2 separate regions of the Homo sapiens genome follow, and region 2 is linked to region 1. Evidence: chromatin contacts called from ENCODE Hi-C or POLR2A ChIA-PET data. All regions are on one chromosome and are shown on one strand. The core of a region is the stretch at or near the end of the contact, and the rest is flanking DNA. Distances in the headings are between cores, read along the strand shown. Region 1 overlaps MAPK1 (mitogen-activated protein kinase 1). Region 2 has its middle 130 kb from the start of TOP3B.

Region 1 (2,700 bases), core at 194-2,693:
TTTGAGATGGGCTACTCTGTCACCCATGCTAGAGTGTACTGGCACAATTATGGCTGACTGCAGCCCCAACCTCTCAAGTAGCATAGTGGGGACCACAGGTGAGCACCACCACACCTGGCTAATTTTAAAAAGTTTTTTTGTAGAGACAGGGTTCTACAATGTTGCCCAGGCTGATCTCGAACTCCTGAACTCAAGTGATCCTCTTGCCTTAGCCTCCCAAAGTACTAGGATTATAGGCGTGAACCACCACACCTGGCCAATAAAGGGGGAAACTTTTATCCAGCTTTGGGTTAGTACCTTCTATATATCAAGAACTATTCTAACATTAGGACGCAAAAATTATAAATAATACTCTGGGCTGGGGGTGGTTTTCACATCTGTACTCCCAGCATTTTGGGAGGCCAAGGCAGGCGGATCATGAGGTCAGGAGTTTGAGACCAGCCTGGCCAACATGGCGAAACCCCATCTCTACTAAAGATAAAAAAAAAATTAGCTGGGCATGGTGGCATGCGCCTGTAGTCCCAGCTACTTGGGAGGCTGAGGCAGGAAAATCAGTTGAACCCGGGAGGCGGAGGCTGCAGTGAGCCGAGACTGCACCACTGTTCTCCAGCCTGGGCGACAGAGCTAGACTCCATCTCAAAAAAAAAAAAAAATAATAATAATAATAATAATACTCTTCCCTTGAGGAACCCAAGATATTGAGAGTGTCTAGTCATCTTAAATGAACACAACCTCAAGTCCCAGATGAATTCTATCCTAAGACCCATAAATTATGGAGAATGGGAGGACATTAAGGTCTGAAGTGAGCACACCCATCTCAAGTCTCAAAACAGATAGATTCCTGCTATTTGATAATAAAAGGAAATGAGATTCCTATTTGATAATAACAGGAAATGAACTATTGATATATGCAGCACAGATGAATCTCAAGTAATTATGGTGAGTGAAGCCAGACCAAAAGAAATGTATTTCCATCTATAGAAAATACAAAGTAATCCTGGGTTTACTTTGGATTTACCCCCAGGATTGCCTGGGAATGGGAGGAAGAAGATTGCAAATGGAAATGAGGTAACTTTTGGAGGCAATGAGTATGTTCCTTATCCTAATTGTGTTGATGGTTTCATAGGTGTATAATGTATTAAAACTTATCCAACTTTATACTTTAAATGTGTGCAATATTTTGTATATCAATTACTTCTTAGTAAAGCAGTTAAAAAAAAAAAAAAAGAACCAGGGTTCTTTGGCCACATGATTCATTCCAGTGCTGGGGCAATTGGGATACAGATTCTAGAAGTGTACCGATCAATAAACGTAGAAGTCCATGAAATTCTGAAGTAGATTATTTAACAGATGTTTTATGATTGCTTAGGGAAGGAAAGGGAACCAGCATGAGTCAATTATGAACAAGTCATGCTAAACTAGCTTTATTTCCTGTTTTGATAGGGTTACCACAACAACACGAAATGAAGACAGAGTTCTGGTGAATTCAAGCCACGCTTGTCAAGAACTTCCCATTTGTGAGGCTTCATGTTAGGACTGGTGGCAAAAACAAATAATGATCCTGCTCTTAAGAAACTTGCAATTTTGTGAGAGAAGGAGACAGGAACAGAGAACATACTTTGCCTTTTATCACATTAAAGCACTTCTGAAACCCAAGGAGGAGCTGGGTTAACTTCAAATACTAAGGGAAGGATTAAAAGAAGATGAGGCCCGCAAAAGCCTTATCCTGAAGGATGAGTAGGCTTCTGACAGAAAAGCAAGACCGCAAAGAAAAGAAAGAGGAAACAGGAGGCGAGGTAAGAGACTGAGACATCTGTGGTCACTGGCCACTAACCCTCACCCAGACATGCCCATGCCCATGAGAGAAGGTTATTGGGGTCGGGGAAAATGCTCCTCAGGTGCCCGGGAATTCCCTGCATCTGGAAAAGTGTAGTCTGTACCCAGCAGGTGCACTTGAGGTGGTGGTCAAAGGGGCAGCTGCTTGCTGGCGTGTATTGCACCTACATTGTGCAGGCAGGAGGCCACACACGTGCTCAAGCTCACAACACATGGATAGTGCTGTGGCTGGGAAGGGAAGAGCACTATGCTGAAGGTCTGCTCTGCCGGAACTACTGACATAGAACTCTAAGGAGCCTGAGTATTTTCTATTTGAACCCAACCTTCCAGGTCATTAAGAAGGTATATTAGGCCTGGTGTGGGCATGGTGATGCACGCTTGTAATCCCAGCACTTTGGGAGGGTGAGGAGGGCAGATCACTTGAATCCAGGTGTTCGAGATCAGTGTGGACAACATGATGAAACCCTGTCTCTACAAAAAATACAAAAATTAGCTGGGCATGGTGGCACTCGCCTGTAGTCCCAGCTATTTGGGGGACTAGGCAAGAGGATCACTTGAGCCAGGGAGGTTGAGGCTGCAGTGAGCCATGATTGTGCCACTGCACTCCAGCCTGGGTGACAAAGTGAGACCCTATCTCAAAAAAAAAAAAAAGGAAAAGAAGGCATATCTGTCATGGCAGGAGGAGAGAGCAAAGTCTGCTTAATGTTTCTTAGGTTGATTTTTTTTTTTTTTAATGGTATGTAGGGCTCCATTTGTATTCTTGACCTAGACCTTATAAACGTGAGAGGTGGGCCTGGGTCTGGGAGGTACAAAAAGAAGGTGGAGGTAAGGGACAAAGATAGTTTTCAGCATCCTGATTTAAAA
Region 2 (2,859 bases), core at 151-2,650, 290 kb after region 1:
TCTCCTTTGCTCTCACCCCTATTATCAGCATGCAGCTAGCTACATTCTGACAGGTTAACTTCAGAGTGAGTGAATACTGGGTGTCTTAAGGGGCTTTGTTCTGGCATAGGTATTTACCCTAATCTCTGTTCGTATCTAGCATGTGTGCTTTGGGTGGTCTCTGGGGTGTGAGATTTTCCAGAACTCCCTTTTCTCAGGGGCTGCCCCTCCTGCTTCTGTCTAGCTATCTGCCTACTCTAAAGTTAGTATTAGTATGAAAGCTTTTATGAAAAACATTTTTTTCCAAGAAAAGGGAGGCATTTTATACTGGTGAAATAAGGTGTTCAATGACAACACATAACAACTGTAAATTGTATGCACCTAATAAAATAGCTTTAAAGTATTTGAAGCAAAACTGTCTCTTTTAGCAGAATTAAAAAGAGAAATAATCAATCCATAATCATATACACAGATATTAATACAACTCTCTTATTAACTGAGTGAATGACATGGAGAAAAAAGAGTATACATACAAATACGTGAAAACCATGATTAACAAAATCAATCCAGTGACACCAGGAACCCAAGCCTGAAGGGTAGTTGCTTGAGTATGCATTCATGGATGAACGCATCCAATGAATCATCACAGGAACAAACAATTGAGGCCTTCGTTTATGTATTTCTAACTGATGTTAAGTTTTTCCTTCCTATTCTGTGAGTAGAGGTGGATCCCTGTGGAAGGAGCTGCCCGGGTCTTTGCTCCAGAAGCTGTCTGCATTCTCCCCTCACTGTAGCCTCGTCACATTAGGCCATTGTTATATTTCCCATATGTCCTTCTTCTAGTAATCCAGGAGCCCTCAATGAAAAGGCTGTTTATTAATACCAGTAGCTCAGGACAGAGCAGGGGCATGGCTCATGGATGGTTTGGACCAGGCCCTTAGATGACTGCACTCACATGATTCCCACTGAGACTGCAGTCTGGCCAGTGAGCAGCAGGGGCACTGTGGGTCTGTCTCACGGTCTGCACAGTGGCTATTCATAGCTGTGCCAACCCCTAAACTCCCCAGGGCTGGGCAGTGGAGCCTGCACTCACTGAAGCCGACTCAGCTGCTGCATCTTCTCTGGGTGTGGTTCCAGCACCCACTTCCTCCCAGGTCCTGCCAGACTCTCTCATCCACCAGTCCCCAGGTCTTGAATAAATGCATAGAGTGGGGTGGGGGCAGGCAGTGGGTGGGACACATTTGCATCCATAACCCTTCCTCTGTGAGGCCAGTGGAGGGGATAAGAGAGGCCTAGGGCAGCCACTCCAGCTCTGGACCTCGGGAGGGCTGTGTCCACCATGGCCGGGGCCCCTGCTCCTCCCTGCTGCTCCCCTCTCACTTATCAGGTAGGGACAGGCCTCAGATTCCTGGGAAAGCCTCCCAGTCTGAGTTCTTGCCCCGTGTTCCACTCTCACATTTCATCCCTGCTTACTCACCCATGAGCATTTGTGTTTGCAGGTTCCCCCCACCTCGGCCTGTTCTGACTCAGCCACCCTCCCTCTCTGCATCTCTGGGAAATTCTGAGGCTCACATTTACCCTGAGCTGTGGCTTCACTGCTGGTGGCTAGCACATATCCTGCTACCAGTAGCATCTAGGGAGTGCTCTCTAGTATCTCCTGAGAGATGATATATCTCCAGTGGGATAGATATCTCAAGAGTGGGCTCCTGATAAAAGGATAAAGTTCAACCCTATTTACTCATTTTCACACTCTTCTTTGCCCTTTTTCCCTGAGATAATGCAGCAGAAAGACCCTTGCCAGATTTCAGCATCTGCTTGTGGACTTCTAAGGTCACAGAAATCTCAACCAAATAAACTTTTAGTCTCAGTAAGTTACCCAATATATGGTATTCTATTGTATCAGAAGAAAATGGAGAAAATGGACTAGGACAGCACGTGTAGAACAGTCTGCTAATCTGACTCAAGTAAGCACCATGGCTCCAGGGTCCCCGGTCACTTTTCTAAATCTAAAGATGCCTCAGCCAATGCAGTAATTCTGCACATCTCTGGGCTGCAGCCAGAGGATGAGGCTACTACATATCTCAGCAGCCATGGCACTTCCACAGTGCTCCAGAACCCCAGGGAAGTGAGACTAGGACCTCCCCTGTGTTCTCTCTGCCTGGTGCAATCACCACTGTCCTGCCTGGGACCAACTCTGGCTCAGGGATTGATTCCTGTTGTTACTTTTTCAGCCAGTGTCTAATTTTCCTAGGATATATAGATGTAAAATGTGTTTTTTTCTTAAAATGTTAATTTGATATATTTTTCATATCTTTTCCCCTTATGATGCCTACAGTGGAGTAGGTCAGTTCTTAGAGCTAAGTTTCCCTCCAGGAAGATTACAGAAGAGGAAGGAGATGAATAACCTACACGTGCTGTCCTAGTCCATTTCCCCCATTTTCTTCTGATATAATAGAATATCATATGTTGGGTAACTTACTGAGACTAAAAGTTTATTTGGTTGAGATTTCCGTGGCCTTAGAAGTCCACAAGCAGATGCTGAAATTTGGCAAGGGTCTTTCTGCTGCATTATCTCAGGGAAAAAGGGCAAAGAAGAGTGTGAAAATGAGTAAATAGGGTTGAACTTTATCCTTTTATCAGGAGCCCACTCTTGAGATATCTATCCCATTGCCAGGATAAGGGCACTAATCCATTCATGATGGTGGAACCCTCATGACCTAATCACCTCTTAAAGGTCCTGCCTCCAATTACTTTTACCATGATAATTAAATTCTACCATGAGTTTTGGAGGGGATATTCAAACCATACACATGTCCAAACTAGGGCCTAGACCTGACTTAGAGATGTGTGTGGTCTGAGAACTTCTGATCAGCTGGTTGG

What was found. Hi-C counts contacts between places; a loop is a spot of excess contacts on that map. ChIA-PET counts read pairs that join two places held with the same protein, here RNA polymerase II (POLR2A). Pooled maps may share reads with other maps.
Region 2: a map of B cell shows a loop between it and region 1 (4-fold over the local background). The contact joins two enhancer-like sites. A Hi-C loop is called at or near these places in 1 of 168 maps with a recorded cell type or tissue (B cell) and 4 of 50 pooled maps. POLR2A ChIA-PET finds 5 or more read pairs at or near these places in 2 of 52 experiments (MCF 10A and activated CD4-positive, alpha-beta T cell).

Annotation. Positions count from the first base shown.
Region 1 is chr22:21,815,373-21,818,072 of GRCh38, forward strand. All of the region lies in intron 1 of MAPK1 (mitogen-activated protein kinase 1), which reads right to left. Among named protein-coding and RNA genes, the nearest start is that of MAPK1, 51 kb to the right of the region's middle. RefSeq lists an enhancer at 1,288-1,582 and a silencer at 1,372-1,491. Within about 2 kb of position 1,444, at least 17 of the 41 ENCODE cell types and tissues checked have a DNase peak (open chromatin) inside an H3K27ac peak, as active enhancers do; they include B cell, where a contact is called at or near this core.
Region 2 is chr22:22,110,096-22,112,954 of GRCh38, forward strand. It overlaps IGL. Among named protein-coding and RNA genes, the nearest start is that of TOP3B, 130 kb to the left of the region's middle. RefSeq lists an enhancer at 1,168-1,247 and a silencer at 1,568-1,637. Within about 2 kb of position 1,401, at least 9 of the 41 ENCODE cell types and tissues checked have a DNase peak (open chromatin) inside an H3K27ac peak, as active enhancers do; they include B cell, where a contact is called at or near this core.